Regions from separate parts of the Homo sapiens genome. Here regions 2 and 3 are each linked to region 1. Evidence: chromatin loops called from intact Hi-C (ENCODE). Cell type or tissue: mammary epithelial cell. All regions are shown on one strand.

Region 1 (8,000 bases):
AGGCAGGCAGATCACCTGAGGTTGGGAGTTTGAGACCAGCCTAACCAACATGGAGAAACCCTGTCTGTACTAAAAAATACAAAATTAGCCCGGCGTGGTGGTGCATGCCTGAAATCCCAGCTACTCGGGAGGCTGAGGCAAGAAAATCACTTGAACCCAGGAGGCGGAGGTTGCGGTGAGCCAAGATCGCACCATTGCACTCCAGCGTGGCCAACAAAAGCAAAACTCCGTCTCAAAAAATAAAAAATAAAAAAAAAAGGCTGGGTGCAGTGGCTCATGCCTGTAATCCTAGCACTTTGGGAGGCCAAGACAGGCAGATCACAAGGTCAGGAGATCGAGACCATCCTAGCCAACATGGTGAAACCCTGTCTCTACTAAAAATACAAAAATTAGCTGGGCATGGTGGCATGTGCCCGTAATCCCAGCTACTCAGGAGGCTGAGGCAGGAGAATCACTTGAACCCGGGAGTCGGAGGTTGCAGTGAGCTGAGATCGCACCACCACACTCCAGCCTGGCAACAGAGTGAGACCCCGTCTCAAAAAAAAAAAAAAAATGATGGGGTATGCCTCTGAATATACTGCCAGCTCAGAGCTGGGAATTCAACAATACCCTGGGACCCTGAGATTCTAGGAGCCCCAAACCTCAAAAAATTATAAAATGTCCATGGCCTGAGAACCTGCAAGAGGGTGATACTCCTGGCCCTCATTCCTCCTCCCTGCAACTGCAGCCCCCACAACTGGGCCTCTCCAATTCTGCATGGTCCCCTGCCCACCACACCTCTGCCCGGTCACTCCAGTGGAAAGCAGATGTAGTGAGGTCAAGGCGCTTGAGGAGGAGGCAGCGGCGGCAGCGGTACTGATCTCTGAGGCTTTGGGACAGAGACTCCAACGCTTCCTGGGAGAAAAGGTCTCAAGGTCAGGCTAGGGGTCCCTCTCACTGCCACCTCTGATGAGGACACAGTTCACATTCAGTCAGTCGCACACAGTCTTACCCATCTGGGTGCATCTAGCGAGCAGCTGAGGAGGGGCTGCAGGGACCCTGGGGGCAGAGAAGGCTGCAGCTCTGAGATCTGATGGGAGAAGAAGTCAGAGGCCAACTGGGGCAGAGAGGATGGGCCCCTCTGTAAACTCAGCTCCCCACACCCCTGAGGACCTAGGCCACAGATGTGAGAATGCCAGTCACAGCTCCAGAAAAAACAGGCCAGTGGTTGGAATACTCCTTCCAGAAGTGGAGAGAGGACCCCCACCCCCACAAGGAAAGTGGGGTAGCCCAGGTCGGGAGGGGACTCTGACTCTCTACCTTAGCATGCAACTCCTGCAGCAGCTGGCTGGCGGGGGTCCCTGGTGCAGGTCTGGGCAGCCCCAGGGCTTGGAGGGTAAGGTCCAGTTCTTGGACCATGCCGGCTCCCTCCACTACCCCTTCACCAAGGGGTGGCCTAGGACTCGGATCCAGCAGAGAGCGGAGGCACAGGAGGCGGGTGGCTTGGAGCTCTGAGCAGAGAAAGCCTGAAAGTAATAAATGGGTGCTGTGCACTCAGGGAGGCTGCTACCCACTCATCCATCTTGGTCAAAAAGCTCCACTGATGGCCGGGTGCGGTGGCTCACACCTGTAATCCCAGCACTTTGGGAGGCAGAGGCGGGCGGATCACGAGGTCAGGAGATGGAGACCAGCCTGGCCAACATGGTGAAACTGTGTCTCTACTAAAAATACAAAAATTAGCAGGACATAGTGGTGAGTGCTTGTAATCCCAGCTACTCGGGAGGCTGAAGCAGGAAAATCGCTTGAACCAGGAAGTTGGAGGTTGCAGTGAGCTGAGATCATGTCACTGTACTCCAGCCTGGCAACAGGGCGAGACTCCATTTCAAAAAAAAAAGAGGCTCCACCGGCTTTAAAACCTCCACCTTTGCCCAGGCACAGTGGCTCATGCCTGTAGCCTGTAATCCCAACACCTTGGGAGGCTGAGGTGGGAGGATCGCTTGAAGCCAGGAGTTGAAGACCAGACAGGGCAACATAGGGAGACCCCACCTCCACTTAAAAACAAAACAAAACAAAATCCTCCACCTTCTAGTCCCCCCCACCTAAAGCCTTCCAGAGTAAGCCCCACCTTGAGACCCTGTCCCCTCCTACGAATTCCACTCCTGCCCACTTTGAAACCTCAAGCCTTCCTCCTAATCCAACCCACTTGAGCTCCTAGGCCCTCCAATTAAAATTCTAACCCCGGGCCGGGCGTGGTGGGCTCACGCCTGTAATCCCAACACTTTGGGAGGCCGAGGTGGACAGATCACCTGGGGTCAGGAGTTCGAGACCTGCCTGGCTAACATGGTGAAACCCCGTTTCTACTAAAAATAGCCGAGTGTGGTGTCGCGCGCCTGTAATCCCAGCTACTCGGGAGGCTGAGGCAAGAGAATCACTTGAACCTGGGAGGTGGAGGTTGCAGTGAGCCGAGATCACGCCACTGCACTCCAGCTTGGGTAACAAGAGTGAAACTCCATCTCAAAAATAATAATAATAAAATAAATAAAAAATAAAACGAAATTCTACCCCCGCCCATTTTAGAGCGCTCTGCTTGCCCCAACATGCTCACCCCACCCACCTCGTACCCTCTGGGCCGCCCCAAAGTTCTGACCACACCCCTTGGGAACCTCGATTTCCCCTAAAAAGTCAGAGCCCGCCGCTCCGGAGGCCATGGCCTTGCCACTTCTGCATCCCGGGACTCACGCAGCAGGCGCAGTCCGGCACCGGGTTCCCGAAGCGCAGCCGCGCCATCCCCGCCGCAGAGCGCGCGATCCGGGCAGTGCAGCTCCCGCAGCAGGCTGCCGAGCTGCCGCAGAAAGTCCTCCTCCGCGCCAGGGCCTGCGAGGACAGGGGTGTCAGGGCTCGGTGGCCCCGTGGCGGCCCCCCTGCCACCCTCCCGCTCCGTGTTTACCGTCGCCGGCGCTCAGCACCTCCGCGCCCGCCTCTCGCTGCTGCTCGAGGGCGCCCAGCGTCGCCAGCTCCGCCGCCAGCCGCACGCACAGCCCCCTGAAGTCTGGGCATGAGGCGCCCCGCGACGCCGCCCCCGGGACACCTCCATACCTGTGGGGACCGAGGCAGCGGGAGGGGGCGGGGATGTCACTGGGAATCCCTTTTCGTCCGCGTCCAGGGGGCAGACCTGGCCTTCCTGCACCCACCAGCCTCACCGCACACCCTTTTACCCCAGAGCCAGCAGGTCCTGGGCCACCGCGGCCCCCTCCCACGCTTCCGCCTTCACCGCCTCCATGAAAGTGTGGTCTCGGCGCGCCCCCTGGCGGCCGGTGGCAGGCTCCGCCCCAAAAGCGCCGCGCGCACGAGCTCCCCGCAGCGTCCGGCGGCACTGACCAATCGGCATCTTCCCGCGCAGGGGCTTGGGTGCTCCCATTGGCGCAGGAGGACGCCGAACCCGCCCCGGGGCCCGCCCGCCCCGCCCCTCGGCTAACCTGTCGGGGTTGTAGGAACGCCCCCTGGAGCTGTAAATTGCAGTGCGTTCGGGATCTCCGCTGTCAAGACAAGCTGGCGGCGGGTGTCACTGTTGCGGCGACATAAAAACAACTTCGGTGCCATTTTCCTTTTCCTCCCTCAGTTGTCTTCTGCTGGTGTTTTGTTGGTTTGTTTTTGAGGCAGATTTCGCTCTATCGTTCAGGCTGGACTGCAGTGGCGCCATCGCGGCTCACTGCAGTCTCGACCTTCTGGGCTCAAGAGATCCTCCCGCCTCAGCCTCCCAGCTAAATTTTTAAAAATCAGTCAGCCTTGGTGGCTTACACCTAGTAGCTGGGACCACAGGCGCAGACCACCGCGCCTGGCTGATTTGTTTTTAATTTTTTTGTAGAGACAAGGTTTCCTCATGTTGCCCAGCCTGGTTTCCAACTGCTGGGTTCAAGCGATCCGCCTGCCTCGGCCTCCCAAAGTGCTGGAATTACAGGCGTGAGCCACTGCAACCGGCCAATTTTTTTTTTTTTTTAAAGTTTTGTAGAGGCCGGGCACGGTGGCTCACGCATGTAATCCCAGCACTTTGGGAGGCTGAGGTGGGTGGATCACTTGAGGTCAGGAGTTCGAGACCAGCCTGGGCACATGGTGAAACCTCATCTCTAATAAAAATACAAAAATTAGCCGGGCGTGGTGGCACACGCCTGTAGTCACCACTATTTGGGAGGCTGAGGCAGGAGAATTGCTTGAGCCCGGGAGACACAGACTGCAGTGAGCCAAGATCGCGCCACTGCACTCCAGCCTGGGGACAGAGCAAGACTCCGTGTCAAAAAAGAAATAAAGTTTTGTAGAGAGGGGTCTAGCTATGTCGCCCAGGTTTGCCTCTAACTCCAGTGTTCAAGCAATCCTTCCCTCTCAGCCTTCCAAAGCTTGGGATTACAGGCTTGAGCCAGTGTTCCTGGCCCTGTCCTCTGCTCTTAAAGCAGCCCAGACGGAGTGGTGTTCACCCAACTCTGCCTAAAATCCAAAACTTCCTCCCTCCTTTCCACCTCAGGGTTTGAATTACATAAGGGACCCAGGAATCCCAGCACACCCCTCACACACCAGGCCCTCCTCATCGATCACGATGTGCCTGTTAGGCCTTCACTCCTCTCCCTCTTAGGCCTTGGAGTGAGCAGGTGCAATGCACCATAGTGGTTAAGAGATTACACCCTAGGAATCAGGCAAAGGGTTAGGGCTTGATTCTGTTACTCGCCAGCTCCATGTTCCTGCCAAATTGCTTCCCATCTGTATAATGGGGATAATAGTACCTACCTCTTAGAGTTGTTGCTGAGGATTAATTAGAGTTTCATATGTAAAAAGTGCTTAGCAGATATATAGGGAGTACTTAATAAGGAATAACTAATATATATACAGCATTTAATGTGTACTATTGGGCGAAGTATCTTATCTCTTTTACAGAAGAGAAAACTAAGGTTGAGAGAAGATAAGTCACAGAGTGAATTCATGGTGATGCCAAGGCTTGAAGATGAAATTCCAGACTCTATACTCTTAAACCACGGAACCTATTTCCACTGTTACTACTGCTGTTGTTTTGTTGCTGTTGCTAAGTAAACATTGTGTCAGATCTAATCTCTTCCTTACTGTATCCTGGTATCCAGTAGTTCCTAGACAATTCTGCTGGAAGTTGGGGGTGGACCAGGAGCCTGGAGGGAAGAACAGGGGTAGAACTTGTTCCTTAAGGGCAGATACGAGTAACCCCATAACCCTGTTTACCCCAAGGCAGGACACTTGGGGGGCTATTTTTTGACATAAATCAAATGTTAAAAATTGCCCAGAGGTGGGCCACAGTGGCTCACACCTGTAATCCCCGCCTTTCAGGAGGCTGAGGTGGGAGGATCGCTTGAGCCCAGGAGTTTAAGACCAGACCAGGCACCATAGTGAGAACATGTCTCTACAAAAACATTTTTAAAATTAGCCAGGCTTGGTGGTGTGCACCTGTAATCCCAGCTACTCGGGATGCTGAGGTGGGGGGATCACTTGGGCTCATGAGTTTGAGGCTGCAATGAGCAGTGATCATGCCACTGCACTCCAGCCTGGGTGATGAACTCAATTTAAAACAAAAAAAAAAATTGCTCCAGCCAAAAACCTGGACTTACTATCTTGACTCCTCTATCTCAAATCCCATACATAAATCTGTGGGTTCTATTTACAAAGTAGGCCCAACACCTGCCCACTTCTCCACCCTTCAGGGCCCTCACCCTGGGCCTGTCCGCTGCTGTCTTGTCCTGAACCATCACAGCAGCCTCCTCTCTGTGAAGCTGTCCCCCACCCCACTCCTACTCTGCTGACCACATGCAGCAGAAGGAGCCTGTGAACTGAGTCAGGTCACATGCCTCCCATGTTTGAAATTTCCTGTGGCTCCGTCTCACTCAGGGTAAAAACCTAAGTCCATTCAATGCCCTTCAAGGCCTGACAGATCTGCCCCATCGCCTCTCTGCCCTCATCTCCTAGCGCTCTCTTCTCTGCTTCCTCCCCTCTCAACACTCTAGCTCCCTGAAGCTCCTCAGACTTACCGGACACACTCCTGTCTCAGGGCCTTGCACTGGCTGTTCCCTTTACTTAAAATACCCTTCCCTGCAGACATCCCCAGAACTCCCTCACCTCCGTCAGGGCTTTGTTCAAATGCCAGCTCCTGGCTAGGCACAGTGGCTCACACCTGTAATCACTTGGGAGATTTCCACCTGGAATCACTTGGGAGACCAAGGCAGGTGGATCACTTGAGGTCAGGAATTCGAGACCAGCCTGGCCAAAATGGTGAAACCCTGACTCCACTAAAAATACAAAAATTAGCCGGGCGTTGTGGCACCCACCTGCAGTCCCAGCTACTCAGGAGCCTGAGGCAGGAGAATCACTTGAACCCAGGAGGCAGAGGCTGCAGTGAGCAGAGATCATGCCACTGCACTCCAGCTTGGGTGACCGAGTCAGACTCTGTCTCAAAACAACAAATGCCAACTCCTGAGGAGGGTCTAACCTGGCCACTCTAGCTAAAATGGCATGTATCCCCCATTCCCACTTTTTTTTTTCTTTCTGCTTTCTATCATTTCTAACATATTAAGTCATTTACTTATTGTCTCCCCTACTATAAAGCTCATAAGCTCTTTGCAGGAGGGACTTTTGTCTGTTCTGCCCACTGCTTTATCTCCAGTGCTTTCAACAGGGCTTGGCACATAATTAGGTGCTCAATAAATGCATTTGTTGAGTGTCTTATAAAACTCAGCTTGAGGGTCTGATGGGAGAAGGGAGAATTTAAGTAGGAGACTGGTTTAGCAGTTCAGGAAGGTGAGTGGGTGGGGTGCACAGAGGCAAATAAATAACACAGGCTGAGACTTTGTCACAGACATTTCTTGGAGCAGATCTCGTGCCCCCTCCCCCGATGACAAGGCTGGGTCTTTGGCCCCCATCCTCCCCCACCACTTCAGCCTGCACTGACACTAACAATATTGAGGTCACAGACTGGCTTAGAAACAAGATCAGGAAGATATATGTTGGGGTGCCTCCCCCAAATCTGGGGGCCAAGCATCCGATCTGAGGGGCAAGCGGCTGGGAAATTGGGCCTGGGGGCTCCAGGGTCTGAGGTCTGCCTGGCTCCCAGGGCGGCCCTCCATGTACCCCTGATTTGGGGGCAATGAAGGGGAATCATGGATCAGAGGTGGGTCTCAGCAGGGAGCAGGACTGGGGGACCTGGGAGAGGCGCTGCTGGGAAGTGGCGGCCAGGGGACCTTTCCTTAGCCCCCACCGCTTCATCTGCAGATCCCACAGCACCGTACAGCACTCTGGTCCCCCGTCCCACCCCTCCCCAAAACGAGGTAGGTTAAGAATGGAGCTTCCCCCCCGCCCACCATGGAAGGGGGGAGACCGAGGCACAGAGAGGGGCATGGGGACCCAGGCTGCCCCAGCCCCCAATCCCTCCGCCCTCAGCTCTGGTGGGTCTGACAGTGATGAGAGCTGGGCAGAGTGGGGAGGGGAGAGACACCCCCGCTTTTCTCTCACCCATCCCAGGGTCTGGTTGGGAGTGCTGAATCTCACAGGTTCCGGATGTAATAAATAGTTAATAATTTAAAGGAAGAGACAGAGGACCTATCCCTTGAACCCCAACAAGGCCATCCAAGTCTGGGTAATGAAGAAAGGTTAAGTGCACAGTTCCAGATGCTTGGGGCCAGATGCAGGTCCCAAGCCCATACAACATTGAGACTGTCTTGCTCCAAGACCTTGAGGCCCCCATACAGGACACCAGATCTTCGATCCACTGGAAGCCCCATTTCACTTGGGGGAAAAAAGCCTGTGGCACCCCCCTTTGCACAGAAGAGACTCAGTGGGCCATGAAACAGGCTTTCAAACTTCCTGAAGCAACTTCTCACTCTAAAGTGGAAGAGAGCCAGGTGCAGTGGCTCATGCCTGTAATCCCAGCACTTTGGGAGGCTGAGGCAGGTGGATCATGAGGTCAGGAGTTTGAGACCATCCTGGCCAACATGGTGAAACCCTGTCTCTACTCAAAA
Region 2 (8,000 bases), 550 kb before region 1:
TGCACATCACACCCATGCCAGGCAGACTGGTAGACTTGTTTATAAACCTAGGGAATTTATTTATTTATTTTTGAGACAGAGTCGCTCTGTCACCCAGGCTGAAGTGCAGTGAGTGATGTGATCTCTGCTCGCTGCAACCTCCACCTCGCGGGTTCAAGCGCCGGGCCTCAGTGAACTATTAATGCAACTCAGAACCACCTGGAGAAAAGCACAGCTTGGTCTTTGTAAAGTCTGTCTCCACAGCTTCATTCTTTCTGCGGTAGGAATAAAGATGATGTCAGAGGCTGGGCATGGTGGCTCACACCTGTGAAAATTAATATTAATATTTTAAAAATTAATGTGAAACACTAAATTATGTTAGTTGCCATTATTATGACACATCATTTTTAAAAAGTGACAGCAACTATTTTATTTATTTATTTATTTTGAGGCAGAGTCTCGCTGTGTGCAGTGGCATGATCTTGGCTCACTGCAACCTCCACCTCCCAGGTTCAAGCGATTCTGCTGCCTCAGCCTCCTGAGTAGCTGGGATTACAGGCTCCCACCACCATGCCTGGCTAATTTTTGTATTTTTAGTAGAGACAGGTTTCACCATGTTGGCCAGGCTGGTCTTGAACTCCTGACCTCAAGTGATCCACCCACCTCCGCCTCCCAAAATGCTGGGATTACAGGCATGAGCCACTGTGCCTGGCTGACAGCAACTATTTTAGCTGTGACATTTTCATTTAGTGGCATTTATTGGCCCTTATTAAGCCACGGTGCTGAGCATTTAAGCTGGATCAGCTCATGAATTCTATCATCTTGTTTAATGGGCAAAACTCTCCTTTGAGGATGCCCTTGGTTAAGAGGCTTTAATGATCTAATGCTTGTTATCTTCATGTGCCCAATAAGTGCTCAATTCATGTCAGCTATTGTCATTTTTAAACAAATTAAGGTTTTACTTAAAAAAAAGAAATAAGCCTGTGTCAGGCAAGTAGTCCATGAATGTAGCAAAAATTCCTGACATCATCTTTTTTTTTTTTTTTTGAGACAGAGTCTCAGTCTATCGCCCAGGCTGGAGTGCAGAGGCACGATCTCAGCTCACTGCAACCTCCACCTCCCGGGTTCAAGTGATTCTCCTGCCTCAGCCTCCTGAGTAGCTGGGATTACAGGTGCCCACCACCACGCTCCGCTACTTTTTGTATTTTTTGTAGAGATGGGGTTTCGCCATGTTGCCCAGGCTGGTCTTGAACTCCCGACCTCAGGTGATCCGCTCACCTAAGCCTCCCAAAGTGCTGGGATTACAGGTGTGAGCCACCATGCCTGGACTAATATTAAATTAATATCACTCTTATTTAGGAGCCTACAGGGGCTTTTCCTAAGTGCTTTAAAATACTCATTTCATCCTCACAACAGCCCTATGATGGAGGCACCGTTAGCAGCCCCATTTTCAGAAAGGGAAACTGAGGTATAAAGAGATTAAGTGACTTGCCATTGGTCATATAATTTATAGCAAGAAGTGGAGCTGGAGCCGAGCACAGTGGCTCACACCTATAATCCCAGCACTTTGGGAGGCCAAGGCAGCAGGATCCTTTGAGCCCAAGAGTTTAAGACCAGCCTGGGCAACATGGTGAAACCCTGTCTCTACTAACGATACAAAAATAAGCAGGGCCTGGTGGCACGCACCTGTAGTCCCAGCTAATCAGGAGGCTGAGGCACGAGAATCACTTGAACCTGGGAGCCAGAGGTTGCAGTGAGCTGAGATTGTGCCACTGCACTCCAGTCTGGGTGACAGAGGGAGACTCTGTCTCAAAAAAAAAAAAAAAAAGAAAGAAAGAAAATGTTTTAGAAAGAATGGAAGCAGAAAATACTGGGTAGACAGCTCTTTTGAGAAGTTTTACCACAAAGAGAAACAAAGACGCTGCATGCGGTGACTCATGCCTCTAATCCCAGCAGTTTGGGAGGCTGAGGTGGGAGGATCACTTGAGCCTGGGAGGTTGAGGCTGCAGTGAGCCATGATCACACCACTGCACTCCCACCCGAGTGAAGAAGCAAGACCCTGTCTCAAAAATAAAAATAAAAGGCCAGTTGCAGTGGCTCACGCCTGTGATCCCAGCACTTTGGGAGGCCAAGGCGGGCGGATCATGAGGTCAGGAGATCGAGACCATCCTGGCTAACATGGTGAAACCCCGTCTCTACTAAAAATACAAAAAAATTAGCTGGGCATGGTGGTGGGCGCCTGTAGTCTCAGTTACCCGGGAGGCTGAGGCAGGAGAATGGCGTGAACCCAGGAGGCGGAGCTTGCAGTGAGCCGACATCGCACCACTGCATTCCAGGCTGGGCAACAGAGCAAGACTCCGTCTCAAAAATAATAATAATAATAATAATAATAATAATAATAATAATAATAATAATAAAATAACACATTGTCAGGGCAGGCGCAGTGGCTCACGCCTGTTAATCCCAACACCTTGGGAGGCTGAGGTGGGCGGATCACCTGAGGTCAGGAGTTTGAGAACAGCCTGGCCAACATGGTGAAACCCTGTCTCTACTAAAAATATAAAAATTAGCCAGGTGTGGTGGCGGGCGCCTATAATCCCAGCTACTCAGGAGGCTGAGGCAGGAGAATTGCTTAAACCTGGGAGGTGAAGGCTGCAGTGAGCTGAGATCGCGCCACTGCACTCCAGCCTGGGCAACAAGAGTGAAACTCTGTCTCAAAAAAAAAAAAAAAAAACACATTCTCGGCCCGGCGCAGTGGCTCACACCTGTAATCCTAGCACTTTGGGAGGCTGAGGCAGGTGGATTACCTGAGTTCGGGAGTTCGAGACCAGCCTGGCCAACATGGTGAAACCCTGTCTCTACTAAAAATATAAAAATTAGCCAGGCGTGGTGGCAGAGGCCTGTAATCCCAGCTACTTGGGAGGCTGAGGTAGGAGAATCGCTTGAACCCAGGAGGTGGAGGTTGCAGTGAGCTGAAATCGCGCCACTGCACTCCAGCCTAGGCCACAGATCGAGACTCCATCTCAAAAAAGTAAATAAATAAAAAATAACACATTCTCTGCACACACCCTTGCCCACTTTGGCTTCCTCCTGCATGAGACCCTGGTTAAATCCAGCCTTCCTCTCTGCCGTGCCTGCACCCACACAGCTTGAGTGAGCTAAAAAACAACACAGCCCCCTGGCCAGGCTAATTTCAAGTCTGTGAACTTGACCCTCAGGCGGACCCCAATGCTGCCTGGCAGCCATATGACATTTCTCTGATCCCCTCCTTCCTCCTGTCTTCTAGACAACTAATTCACACCTTTTCCCTTCTCCTCTAATCCTTTCCAACACCTCCTCCCCCCCTTTCACTCTCCCTTGGCTTCTTATTTTGCAGAGAAAATGCAAGAGATGAGAAGTGAACTTCCACAGCCACCCCCGCCTCTACCACCTACCTGCACCCTTGCCCACACCCGTTCTCCTGCTGTGACTGTCCCATCACCTGCTCCCACCTTCCCGCCCACTTCCAGCCACCGTCCCTGGTTCTCACCTCTCTCTGCTGCTCATTCAGTTTCCCCCATGCACTGGATCTCCTGTTAGCCCACACAGCATCCTGTCTCCCATCTCAAAACAAACCCTCTCTCTTTTTTTGTTTTTGTTTTTGTTTTGTTTTGAGACAGGGTCTCACTTTGCCGCCCAGGCTGGAGTGCAGTGGTGCGATCTCAGCTCATTGCAACCTCTGCCTCCTGGGTTCAAGCAATTCTCCTGCCTTGGCCTCCCGAGTAGCTGGGATTACAGGTGCGCCACCACACCCAGCTAATTTTTGTATTTTTAGTAGAGATGGGGTTTCACTATGTTAGCCAGGCTGGTCTCAAACTACTGACCTCAAGTGATCTGCCCACCTCAGCCTCCCAAAGTGCTGGGATTACAGGTGTGAGCTACCGTGCCCAGCCCAAACCCTCTCTTGACTTCACCTCCCCTTCTAGCTACAGCCCCACTTTTTTTGCTATTCTTTTTATTTTATTTAGAGACAGGGTCTCGCTTTGTTGCCCAGGCTGGAGTACAGTGGCATAATCATAGCTCACTGCAGCCTCCAACTCCCGGGCTCCAGCGATCATCCCACCTTAACCTCTGGAGTAGGTGGGACTACAGGTGTGCACCACCACACCCGGCTAATTTTTTCATTTTATTTTTTGTACAGGTGGAGTATCGCTGTGTTGCCCAGGCTGATCTCAAACTCCTGGCCTCAAGCAGTCCTCCCACCTTGCCCTCCCAAAGTGCTGGAATTACAGGCATGAGCCAGCGTGCCAGGTCAAGAATGTTTTTAATGATTAACCATGGAATTTAAGCTGGCTAAGGAAGAAATGAGGGCATGGGAGGGTGAGGGGGAGTAAAATATGAAAGGGACAACGGATGGGAGATCACAGTGGGTTGGAAGGATCATGCGAGTGGGGCACTGGAGGGAATGAGGTGGAAAGAAAAAGTGATGGGTGGAGAGTGAGTGTGAGATTGAGGTTCTGAAGAGGCTGCTGTTATTCAAACAAGGTCTGGGTTTGACCACGAGAGGGAGATGTTGGGGAAGGAAAAAGTCACTAGAGAGAGGTCAGGGAACAGAGAGGTTGGGGCTGCGGAAGAACTATCTGGTTATAGAAATCACTGAGAATGATGCTAAGAGCAGCGGGAGCGGCCGTGAGCCCAGAGCTAAAATTAGGGAGAAGAGAGGAGTCATGATCTGGGTCAGCAGATGACGCATGAAGCAAGGTAGTGATGAGATTCATCGCTGGGGGTTTTGGGGAGGGTGGAGGGAGAATGGTCAGGAAGTAGCTCCCAGGAGCACGGAGACCTCCCCACTTGGAAGGCCCACAGGAGAGCTGGGTTCCAGTTAGAGCAAGAAGGTGGTAGGAATGTTCAGAGAAGTAACTGAGGCAAGAAGAGATTTTGTTGAAGATGGGTCATGGGTTCCAAAGGTCACAGTAGCTGGCACACATTGGGGTATGGGGTAGAAATGGTTTCTTCCGCAGTGGGTTTCCTTGTGGGTCTGTAACCCGACTGAGGTTTGGCCGCTCAACACTCAAAAGCCAAACTCAGGCCAGGCGTGGTGGCTCACGCCTGAAATCCCAGCATTTTGGGAAGCTGAGACAGGTGGATCACTTGAGGTCAGGAGTTTGAGACCAGCCGGCTAACATGGTGAAACCCCATCTCTACTACAGAAATTACTGGCTCGGTGTGGTGGCACACATCTGTAATTCCAGCTACTTGGGAGGCTGAGGCAGGAGAATCGCTTGAACCCGGGAGGCGGAGGTCGCAGTGAGCCAAGATTGTGCCACTGCACTCCAGCCTGGGCAACAGAGTAAGACTCGGTTTCAGAAAAGAAAGCCAAACTCGGGCCGAGCGTGGTGGCTCAAGCCTATAATCCCAGCACTTCGGGAGGCCGAGGTGGGTGGATCACCTGAGGTCTGGAGTTCGAGACTAGCATGGCCAACATGGTGAAACTGTCTCTCCTTAAAGATACAAAAATTAGCCAGGTGTGGTGGTGCATTCCTGTAGTCCCAGCTACTCGGGAGGCTGAGGCAGGAGAATCACTTGAACCTGGGAGACAGAGGTTGCAGTGAGCCGAGACGGGCCACTGCATTCCAGCCTGGGTGACAGAGTGAGGCTGCCTCAAAAAAAAAAAAAAAAATAGAAAGCCAAACTCAAGAGAGATGACAGTTGGTGGGAGGAAAAGCAAGTTTATTTGGAGAGCCAGCAAACCGAGAACACAGTGGACTATCATCCTAAAGTACCATCTTAAATCAGTACAATTTTTTTTTTTTTTAGGGGCAGAGGGAAGAGAAGGGCATTGTGATCAAGAGGTGACCAACAGGCCAGGCGCAGTGACTCATACCAATTCCAGCACTTTGGGAGGCTGAGGCAGGAGGATCACTTGAACCCAGGAATTCAAGACCAGCCAGGGCAATGTAGTGAGACCCCATCTCTACAAAACAATAAATAAAATAAAAAACTAGCTGGGCATAGTGGCATGCACCTATAGTCCCAGCTACTTGGGAGGCTGAGGCAGGAGGATCACTCGAGCCCAGGAGGTAGAGGCTATAGTCCTGGTTTCTAGCTCCATAAAAAAGTAATAATAATAAAAATAAGGAGGTGACCACTGCAGACATCTGAGTGCCAGCTAGGGTCCGAGGAGGTTGATGACTTCTTTGTCCTTGGTTGGGTCACAATGCCCCTATAAATCTTTGAAAAAACAGGCTGGGCGTGGTGGCTCACACCTGTAATCCCAGCACTTTGAGAGGCCGAAGTGGGTGGATCACGAAGTCAGGAGTTCGAGACCAGCCTGGCCAAGATGGTGAAACCCCGTCTCTACTAAAAATACAAAAATTAGCCGGGCGTGGTGGCGGGCGCCTGTAGTTCCAGCTACTCGGGAGGCTGAGGCAGGAGAATCGCTTGAACCCAGGAAGCGGAGGTTGCAATGTGCCAAGATCGTGCCACTGCACACTCTAGCCTGGGCAACAGAGCAAGACTGTGTCTCAAAAAAAAAAAATCTTTGACAAAACATAGTTGTTTACATACTTCTTTAATCCCAGAGTTAGTTTTAAAAACTACATGATTGCTGTTTTTGCATATTATCTCAGCGGTCTAAAATTAACCTAGCCATGTGCAGGAATGGGTAAAGTCCCCTTAAACAAAAATGGGGTTAGTTATGTTAGTTCTTTTGCCATTTCACTGGTCATATACCTGAAGCGCTTAGCCTGACACAATTGAACGCCAGACGGAAGCCGTGATCAGCGGTCCTGACGGGGGTCAGAGTCAGACCAGGGGTCTTTTACCCAAGTGGGGAAGATTGGGAAAGGCCTAGGATCAGAGAGGGAAATGGGTCCCTGGTTGCCCATGGACCTAATGGGGTCTCTCGAGCAGCAGGGGCCTTGCGCCCTGGGGGACAAGGTAGGGAGGGGGTGGCCTGGCTGCGCTGACCCGCCTACCGACCCCTCTCGACCTGCAGGACTCTGGCTACTGGAGATGGGCGCCCGGCTATCGCGGCGACGGCTGCCGGCGGACCCATCCCTGGCCCTGGACGCGCTGCCCCCGGAGCTGCTGGTGCAGGTGCTGAGCCACGTGCCGCCACGCTCCTTGGTCACGCGATGCCGCCCAGTGTGCCGCGCCTGGCGCGACATAGTGGACGGGCCCACTGTGTGGCTGCTGCAGCTGGCCCGCGACCGCAGCGCCGAGGGCCGCGCACTCTACGCAGTGGCTCAACGCTGCCTGCCCAGCAACGAAGACAAGGAGGAGTTCCCGCTGTGCGCCCTGGCGCGCTACTGTCTGCGCGCGCCCTTCGGCCGCAATCTCATCTTCAACTCCTGCGGAGAGCGTGGGTGACGGGGGCGGGGCCCAGGAGGCTGAGGGGGGCCGCGCGAGCGAGGCGGGGGCGGGGCCGGGACAGAGTCTGAGAGATGTAGCCAATGGGCGAGACCGCTGGAGGAGCCAGGGGGCGGGGCTGAGGGACGCAGTGCCTGGGCGGTAGGCCCGGTGGGCGGGGCTGGAGAAGGTGAAGCCGGGAATCCGAACGAGTGGGCGGGGCAAGGCAGGAAGACCCTGGCTGGGCCGGGGGAGAAAGCAAGTAGTTTGGTATGCAGAGGGGATGCAGAACAGGACAGGGGCCAGGCGCGGTGGGAATGGCAACGCTTTGGGAGGCCAAGGCAGGAGGATCGCTTAAGCCCAAGGAGTTCAAGGCTGCAGTGAGCTATGATCGTGCCATTGCACTACAGCCTGCGTGACAGAGACCTTGTCTCAAAAAAAAAAAAAAATGGTGGGGTGCAGTAGCTCACGCCTGTAATCCCAGCATTTTGGGAGTCTATGGTGGGAGGATCGCTTGAGGCCAGGAGTTTGAGACCAGCCTGAACAACAAAGTGAGACTCTGTCTCTAAAAAATTTAAAAATTAGTCCAGGCGCAGTGGCTCACGCCTGTAATCCCAGCACTTTGGGAGGCCCGAGGGGGCAGATCACTTGAGGTCAGGAGTTCAAGACCAGCCTGACCAACATGGTGAAAC
Region 3 (8,000 bases), 300 kb before region 1:
TTCCCCCGGGGACACACCCAGAGGAAGGGGGTGTCCATGAGCCACAGCTTTCGGGTTTTGAGAGGAGGAAATATGCTCATTCTGCTGCCCAGAGACAGGGGAGGGACCCAGTGTCCACCCTGTCCTAGGGTTCAGAGCCCCAGACCCAGAAACTGAGCAGCACCACCTGCCCCTTAGTGCAGCGAGGCAGCTCGAGCCTCAGGAAATCTATTCTGTGCACCTCCTGAGGGCCGGGCCTGCAGAGCTGGGCAAGGCCGCAGCTCCCCGGCTCAGCAAGTACAGGTGCAGCTGGTAACGGAGGGCTTATGGAGTTCCGGTGAGGAGAGGAGGATGGCGTTTCTCATGACACATCCACCAGCTGCTTCTCTGACCTGCAGCTGTGCCTCCGGCCCCTCTCATCACCCCCACGGGAAGCCAATGCTCCCGCGAATGCCCAATCATGTGGAAGGACAGGGGGACAGGGTGGGGCGGGGTTCTCAGGTGCCTTGAGCCCCAGGAACGCCTCCATTAGGCTTTGTTCCAAGGCCCCACAGTCACAGGGATTGGGAGTGAACCAATTTGGGCATGAACAGAGAACATTTTTAGACCAAGTTTTTCTCCAAATGAAAACTGATGACTGACATGGGTCTCTCCTCTAACCCCTTCTGTATTTACAGACTAGCATTTGAGCAAAATAAATGCAGCTGTGAGAAGCAGAAGGCTGGAACAGAGCCTGGAGGAAAGACCCATGCAAGGACAGAAAATCTCAGGGCCTGACTGAATTTTTGGGTTGTGATTTTTTTAAACAAACACCAACCACCTCGACTGTGGCATGCAAGGCTTGGCACCCCTCATCGCAGAGGTCCTGGGCCGGGGCAGAGCCTTGGAACTCAGCACACACATTCTGGCCCGGAGTCTTGGCCAAACTCTCAGAGCCCTGTCATTAACGGCAATTAGTTTACTTTGTTTTTCTAGAAGCTGGGACAACATGGATGTCAGGGTGAAGAAATCTTACTCTGACTAATGAGTGGACTGCGAGCTCATGCTGCTGGGGCTCCATCAGGCCTCGCCTGTCTCTAAAAGCGCCTGGGAGCTCAACCCAGGGGCCCCTGCTGAGAGCCTGCTGCTCTAGTGAGGGCCTGCAGGTAGTGGACTGTGGTCCTGGTTATCTACGTGGGGCCCAGGAGGATCCTGGGGTGGTCAGAGGCAAAATTCTCCAAGCCCATGCACACAGGGCAAAGTCTAGGCACTGACCTTTGGCCGTGCACTCCCTGTCCCAATGCCTGACATGGGGCCTCCAGTCCTTCTCTGATACCGGGCAGGGCATAATGAGAAAGGTGTTCCTGGTACAGAGAGAGGCCATGGCACATGTTTGTCACTGTCTGCTGAGCCTGGCACAAGGAGAACCAGTGAGGGCGACCTGAGTCCGAGTCAAAACCATTCCTCCCCCTGCAGAAGCCGTCGCCCCCGTGGTTGGGTGGGTTGCACTTCCTAGATTTGGACTGCGCCCACCGGATTTTTCCAAGGGTTTGGGGGAGCTTGTGGGCCCAGCATCATATCAAGAGCAGTTGTTGTGATCACTGCTGAGTATGTACTGGGGCTCTGAGTGCCCCAAGCGCCCTGCCACCAACAAAACTTCTCTTCAGGATGCAGATGTTGTGCTTCAGAGCCTAAAGGTCAGAAACCGAGCAGGACCCTCGCTGCCCCACCTCCAGCTCACCTTCTGCCCCGATGGAGACCAGCTTGACGCCTTTGCTGGCAATAAAGTCCAGCGCTTTGTTCACATTGTTGATTTTGTGCACTCTCATCTTCCCCCGCTCCGGCTTAGGTAACCGCTCCCCTGAGAAGTGCACAAAGAGAAAAGAGGGGGCGAGACAGAGAGAGAGAAAGGGAGAGAGGGCGAGAGGGAGAGAGGCTTTAGAGTCTCCTCTGTTCTCCAAAAGCAGGTTCCTCTGCTGGCCCACCAGGCCACTCTGGCCCCACCCATCAGACCACCGTGCAGCTATTAAGGGGTGCCCTCTCCTCCCCAGGAGCAATGGGACAGCTGGGTGGGCAGGGTCTCTGGGGACCGCTGTGGCAGAGCACCTGTGCCAGGGCTCGGCCGCACTGCGTGGCTGGGAGTCTCACCTGATATGACCTCCAGGAGCAGCATGAGCTTGAGCCCGTCTCGGAAGTCCTCATCAATGTTCTCGATCTGTGTGCCTGCCTTCCGCAGGTGGGAGTTGCACCATGCCGTGAAGGTCTGGGGAAGCAGAACAAAGGACAGTGCGCAGAGTCAGCCTGGCTGTCGGGGCTCTCTCCACACACCTGCAGGGCCGCAGCTCTGACCTCAGGAGAACCGCAGCTGCCACGGAGCACTCGCCGACACACACCGTACATGGCCGATACACACATTGTTTCTGATCCTTACAGTGACCCCGGGAGGCAGATGTGAGGAAACTGAGGCTCGGGGTGGTTAATGACCCATCACAAGACCATCCAGGCGGTAAGTGGCAGAGCTTGGATTTGAACCCAGGTCTGTCAATTTTGGCAACATGTGCTTTTTCCACACCCCCAAGCTGCCTCAAGGGAGACCAGTACGCACACCAGACAAAAGCGCCTCAGCCCGCCGCCGGCTCACTCAGTCACACAAACATGACTGAGCACCAGGCTCGGTGGTGTGGAATGAACAGGTCGGGCTCCTGCCCTCATGGGGCTTGTTTTCTTGATGAAGGCCAGCCCTTCATCTGCCAGCTAGACCCAAAGGCCCCAGCTGGACCCTGGCTTCCGTGACCCGTGGCTGCTCTCCTCAGGCAGGAGCTCAGGCTGCTACGTTCCAATCACGTGCACAGATACAACCCAGAACAGGAAAGTGGCAGGAAAAGAAAAGCTCCCATAAATGCAGGATTTCCTCGAGTCTCTCTTTGAGCTTTGGGCAGCCCAAGAGCAAGCCCTCCCAGGAAAGGCCAGGAACACAGACCCTCTGAGCCCTGCACACACGCCTGTGTCGCCTGGCTTCCTGCAAGCAAGATGCCCCCGTCCCTCTGTCTCCTGGAGAACATGCCATGCCCTATCCTTCCTATTCTTTTTTTTCCTTTTTTTTTTTTTGAGAAGGAGTCTCGCTCTGTCACCCAGGCTGGAGTGCTGTGGCGCAATCTCAGCTCACTGCAATCTCTACCTCCTGGGTTCAAGCGATTCTCATGCCTCAGCCTCCTGAGTAGCTGGGACTACGGGTGTATGCCAACATGCCCATCTAATTTTTGTCTTTTTAGTAGAGATGGGGTTTTACCATGTTGGCCAGGCTGGTCTTGAACTCCTGGCCTCAAGTGATCTACCCGCCTCGGTCTCCCAAACTGCTGGGATTACAGGCGTGAGCCACCACACCCAGCCCTATCCTTCCTATTTTTAAGACTCAGTGCAGCTTAGAGGAGGCTGGAAGGCAAGTGGGAGGCAGGCCCCCTCACCGGGGTCAGGCAGCCGCATCTAAGGAGAATGTTTCTGATGATCAACTGGAAGGGATGGAGGGTACTAAACAAGAAGCCGAAGTCCCTGACCCTAACAGACCAACGATGCTGACAGGGCATGGGTACACCCAAGCACAGGGCACGCAGCCTCCTGGTGGTGCCCGGCTACTCAGCCCCCTGCAAGCTGGGGCATGCTCATAGACATCAGGGCCACAGAAGATCTCAGATCAGTTAACACCAACACGCCCAGGCGCCTTCAGGGAAACCAGCCCACGCACCCTCCTGCAACAGGACCTGGGAAAAACCCCAAGTGTCTGCTTCTTATAGGAACCCCTGTACCCCACCCCCTCCATCTGCAGGGGCCAGTGTAGAAGCAAGCAGACAGCCAGGGACACACAAGAGCACATTCCACGCCCCGGGTGCAGGCGGAGGCCATGCGGAGGACAAGGGGCTTCTACGGGGGCTCTGACCAAGCACCATGTGTTTTGACAACTGTCGCCAGCCCTGCTCATTCAGGGAGACTCGACACAAAGCCCCCTCCCAGACAAAGCAGCTGCCTAATTAATACGCCATACCAGTGTGGACCCAGCATGGGGCTTCCTTCCAAATCCGAAAGGGGGCAAGAGTGGACAGCTAGACCATCCCCCACCACCACCTCTCACCATGGAGAATTCCTCTACCTGGGAGACAGAGACCCCTCCTGGTGGCACAACGCTGTTCCCCCACTAAAGATACCTCCGCCCCGCCATGTAGCCAACCCTGGGCACCCCTCAAAAGTCAGGCCAAATGCCGTGCCTGGAGGGTACCCGCACCATGGCCTCCCTGACCCGGTTCTGCCTCAGACAGCCTCCTCCCTGCAGACCACATCACGCCCTTGCTCTCTGGTCTCTAACAGTTCTTGTCTCCAACAGTTCTTGTCTCCCTCCCTCCCACGGCTATGAACTCCTTGAGGGGAGGGGAGCCAAGGCAGGTTCTCACTGCGGAGAGTACTAACTCACCTTCCCAGCCTCCCCCATACAATACTGAATTCAGAGAGCCCAGGGCGGGAACCATGCTTACACCACTCATGTGGGCACGTCACCTAACCTTCCTAACTTCCATTTCCTCCTCTGCAACGTGGGGATGAAGACCCCACCTAGGCCACGGGCAGTGTGAGGACTCAAGATGGCCATGCCTGCAGCGTGCATGGCAATGCTCAGGAAGTGGCAGCTCTCTGGATGGCCCTGTGCCTCCCAGCATCTCCTCCCTCCCTGCCCTGGTCTCAGGAGTCCTGCCCACCCCCTCCACAGTGTGCCTGCTCTGTCCCCGGCCCACCCTCAGCACCTCTCCCGTAGCAACCCCCAGTCACTTTTAGTCTTATTGGATGTTGCATGCACATGAGCTTTCTCTCCTACCATGTGCGAGCTCCAGGGGTTGGGAAGTACGGCGCCTGCACCTTTACAGCCCCAGAGCACTGCCAGCCTTGATGGCAGGCAGCAAGCAGGCGTGGAGCCCAGGAGCCCAGCAGCCCTGCAGAGCAAAGGGCAGCAGCAAATGGGCTGGGAAGGAAGTGGCCACGGATGCTAGGCCTCTACTCTCACATGTGCCTGAGAGCAGGCACTGCTGGGCAGCAAAGTAGCCAAGACACATCCCACAGCCTGAGGACAAAAGAGGGCTGTTCCCCGAGGGCAAGGCCCCGTGCTCTGGTGTTGCCAGGCCCAGACCTAGGCACCTGGGCTGCAGGGAGGGCCACGCACGCGTGCAAACAGCACCCCTCACAGCCTTGGCCTGTGTGGGCTGCTCCTGCAGGCTCTGCAGGGGCACAGACCTGGGTTTGGGTTTGAATACCTGCCCCTTGGCTTACTCATTCCATGTTTTCAACCAAGTGACTTTACCTACTTAAGTCTGTTTCCTTCCCTGTAAGATGGATTTATCAGAATCTACCTCCTGCAGTGTGCTCTAAGAATTAAACTAGGGAAAATACATTTAAAGCATGTGACAGGCTCCTTGGCATAAAGTAAGAGCCAGATGAATCACACGCATGTGTGTGCATGTACACACGCACATAAGCACGTGCTGAGATCCAGTCTCTTCTCTGCAAAGGCTCTCAGACCACCCACTGGTATGCAGGGAAAATGGGATGGCAGGAGACCCTCTGCGGATGGCCCCACCCCACCCTGTGGAGGCTGTGAACAAACCTCGCCGCTTGGGTTCTGGCCACCTGTCCTCAGAGGGGCTGCTGCCCTACCCGCCCTCCATACGTACATCCCACCTGTGCTCATCTTCTCTGGGTAGTAAACAAGAGCTCTGGCTTGGGCATCACACAGGTGCGGATTCACATCTTGCTTCTGCCACTGAGGCCTCAGGCAAGCAATAAGCCTCAGTTTCCTCACTGATAAACAGGACAGTAACCGAGAGGTTAAGATAGGGATTAAACACAAGGACACATGTCAATCACTCCGTGCTGTGTTAAATGCATGTCAAAGGAAGGTTTGCTCTGAAAGCAATGGTAACTCTTCCGTGTACTCTGTCTTCCTGACTGACACAGGCAAAGCCCCAAGCACAGGTGCTCAGGGAGGATGCCCACTCGCCTGGCCTGGATGACGCAGAAGGGAACTCCCACCCAGATCCGGACCTGACACAGGCTTGGGGAACCCCACTGATGCACTCCTGTTCTCACCCCATGTCTTGCTTTGCCCTGTTTTGTCCTCCTGGAAGATGAGGGGCATCTATTGACATCAGAGGTTCACAAAGCCCTCAGCTCTGGTGAGGAGAGCCTGCACTCACAAGGCCACCCTTGGGAACAGGTCGACCATGACGGCCACTTCTCCATGCGGAGAGACTGGTGAGTAGGAGCTGGAGTTCGAATGGGACATTAAAAATTCATCGCTTCTTCTACTTGGTTACAAAAATAACACTCTGCTTCCATCCTTCCTCTCCCTACCCGGTTTAGACTACGCTGCGTGGGGTGGATGGTGTGGAGAGGTGGTTTCTATAGATGGGGGCCCTATGCGCCCACCACGCCGCCCTCCACCATGCAAAATTCTCAGAATGTGGGCAGCCGACCTCATGATGCCCCAGGCCACCATGGGTCCGTACATATTCATTCTCTGGACAAGCATATGCTGGGGGTCAGCAGAGGGCCAGGCCCTGTGCTGAATCCATAACAGTGAGCAAAAGCAGACACTCTCATGAGGCTCCAGGTCTGATCTCATTAATCAAGCGATCAGTCCACTCCAGAAATAACGCCCTTAGGAAAAGTGGTAATAATAACAGCAATAACTGCAGCAGACACTTCCATAGAGTCTACTAGGGGCGGGCACTGCTCGAGGCACTTGGTCACTTACTAATTCTGTCACCCTCGTAATCATCTCTGGAGGGAGGTGCTAGTACTGCCTCCATTTTGCAGATGAGGAAACGGAGGGCCTGAGAGGTGAAGTGGCTTGCTCCCATCAGTCACACACCTAGAAAGTTACAGAGCTGGGTTTAAAGCCAGGTGCTGGGCTCCTGGGGCCGAGTTTGTGTCACCTCCCCTGGGATGGGAGCTGAAGAGTGCGGTCAGCATGGTGGCGGGGTGGGGGGGCACCAAGCGACTGGTGAGGCAGACACAGAAAGGTGTCCTTGAAGAAGTCATTCTCAAACTCTGAGCTGAAGGATGAGGAGTTAATAAGATAAAAATGAGGGAGACCTTCCAGATACTGGGAAGAGCATGTGCCAAAGCCCTCCTGCAGAAGGGACAGAGCCCACTCCGAGAAGGAAGGGAGTAAAGAAGTGAGGCTGGCATGCTGGCCTCACAAAGCCATTAAACGGTCATGCTGTCCCTGCCATGCAGGGAAAGAGCCGAAGGGGACAAGGGTCAATGTGTGATGGCCAGGAATAAAGCAGGGTGAAGAGCCCCTGAGAGAAACTTCCTCCCCCTGGCAGGAAGAGGAAGGCAGAGGTGCCCTGCCGGCACGCCAAAGAAGAAATGCAAACTCAAGGTTTCTATTTCATTTGGGAGGAACCAGAGCTGCCAGCCCTCTGTGGGAGGAGGGAAAGGCAAAAAGCATCGAGCTCTCCTGGGCTTCATGATCGCGGTCATCTTCCAGGGGCAGCAGCGACTCTGACTGTCCAGAACGTGGCAGTGGCCATGCCCTCAGGACCGCAACTAAGAGGCATGCACCTGCCTCACAAATACTGACTTGGAGCCCTATTATGTACTGGACACAGGAGGAAGCAAAACAGTTATCATTTACATTCTGGCCAGCCAGGCATGGTGGCACACACCATGTAATCCCAGCACTTTAGGAGGCCGAGGCGGGAGGATTGCTTTAGCACAGGAGTTTGAGATCAGCCTAGGCAACATGGCAAAACCCCATCTCTACAAAAACTACAAAAATTAGCCAGGCGTGGTACTGAGCGCCTGTAGTCCCAGCTACTCGAGAGGCTGAGGTGGGAAGACAGCTTGTGCCTGAGAGGCAGAGGTTGCAGTAAGCTGAGATTGTGTTAGTGCACTCCAGCCTCGGTGACAGAGCCAGACCCTGTCTCAACCCGCCCCCCCGCAAAATTACATTCAGCACGGGGGTGCGGGGGGCATGACATATTAAAGGTAATTATGCT

Evidence for each region. Hi-C counts contacts between places; a loop is a spot of excess contacts. Peaks named below come from ENCODE experiments on the same cell type or tissue, not always from the same donor. Only the 100,000 strongest peaks of a DNase experiment are listed, where the experiment ranks them.
Region 2: a loop joins it to region 1, with 34 times the contacts of the local background. A loop is called at or near these places in 10 of 110 quality-filtered maps.
Region 3: a loop joins it to region 1, with 4 times the contacts of the local background. A loop is called at or near these places in 2 of 110 quality-filtered maps.

What each region holds. Positions count from the first base shown.
Region 1 is chr19:38,398,413-38,406,412 of GRCh38, reverse strand. It overlaps SPRED3 (sprouty related EVH1 domain containing 3), which reads right to left. Exons shown (of 6, transcript NM_001394336.1): 6 at 6,826-8,000. FAM98C (family with sequence similarity 98 member C) reads right to left here and starts at 3,320. Exons shown (of 8, transcript NM_174905.4): 1 at 3,195-3,320; 2 at 2,927-3,075; 3 at 2,719-2,853; 4 at 1,300-1,505; 5 at 992-1,069; 6 at 778-894. The coding sequence starts at 3,259. RefSeq lists silencers at 2,814-3,013, 3,204-3,533, 6,096-6,254. In mammary epithelial cell, a CTCF peak has its summit at 3,293 (motif pointing left); a DNase peak (open chromatin) is centred at 3,372; H3K4me3 peaks cover 1,217 bases.
Region 2 is chr19:38,949,292-38,957,291 of GRCh38, reverse strand. It overlaps FBXO17 (F-box protein 17), which reads left to right. Exons shown (of 6, transcript NM_024907.7): 2 at 6,956-7,321. The coding sequence starts at 6,973. Among named protein-coding and RNA genes, the nearest start is that of MRPS12, 22 kb to the right of the region's middle. RefSeq lists silencers at 4,189-4,483, 7,328-7,387. In mammary epithelial cell, a CTCF peak has its summit at 4,519 (motif pointing right); a DNase peak (open chromatin) is centred at 7,371; H3K4me3 peaks cover 178 bases.
Region 3 is chr19:38,694,821-38,702,820 of GRCh38, reverse strand. It overlaps ACTN4 (actinin alpha 4), which reads right to left. Exons shown (of 21, transcript NM_004924.6): 2 at 2,107-2,221; 3 at 1,700-1,819. It overlaps LOC107985291 (a long non-coding RNA gene), which reads left to right. Exons shown (of 2, transcript XR_001753937.2): 2 at 657-897. Among named protein-coding and RNA genes, the nearest start is that of CAPN12, 46 kb to the left of the region's middle. RefSeq lists an enhancer at 1-316. In mammary epithelial cell, CTCF peaks have their summits at 3,580 and 4,066; DNase peaks (open chromatin) are centred at 3,680, 4,372 and 5,400; H3K27ac peaks cover 6,073 bases.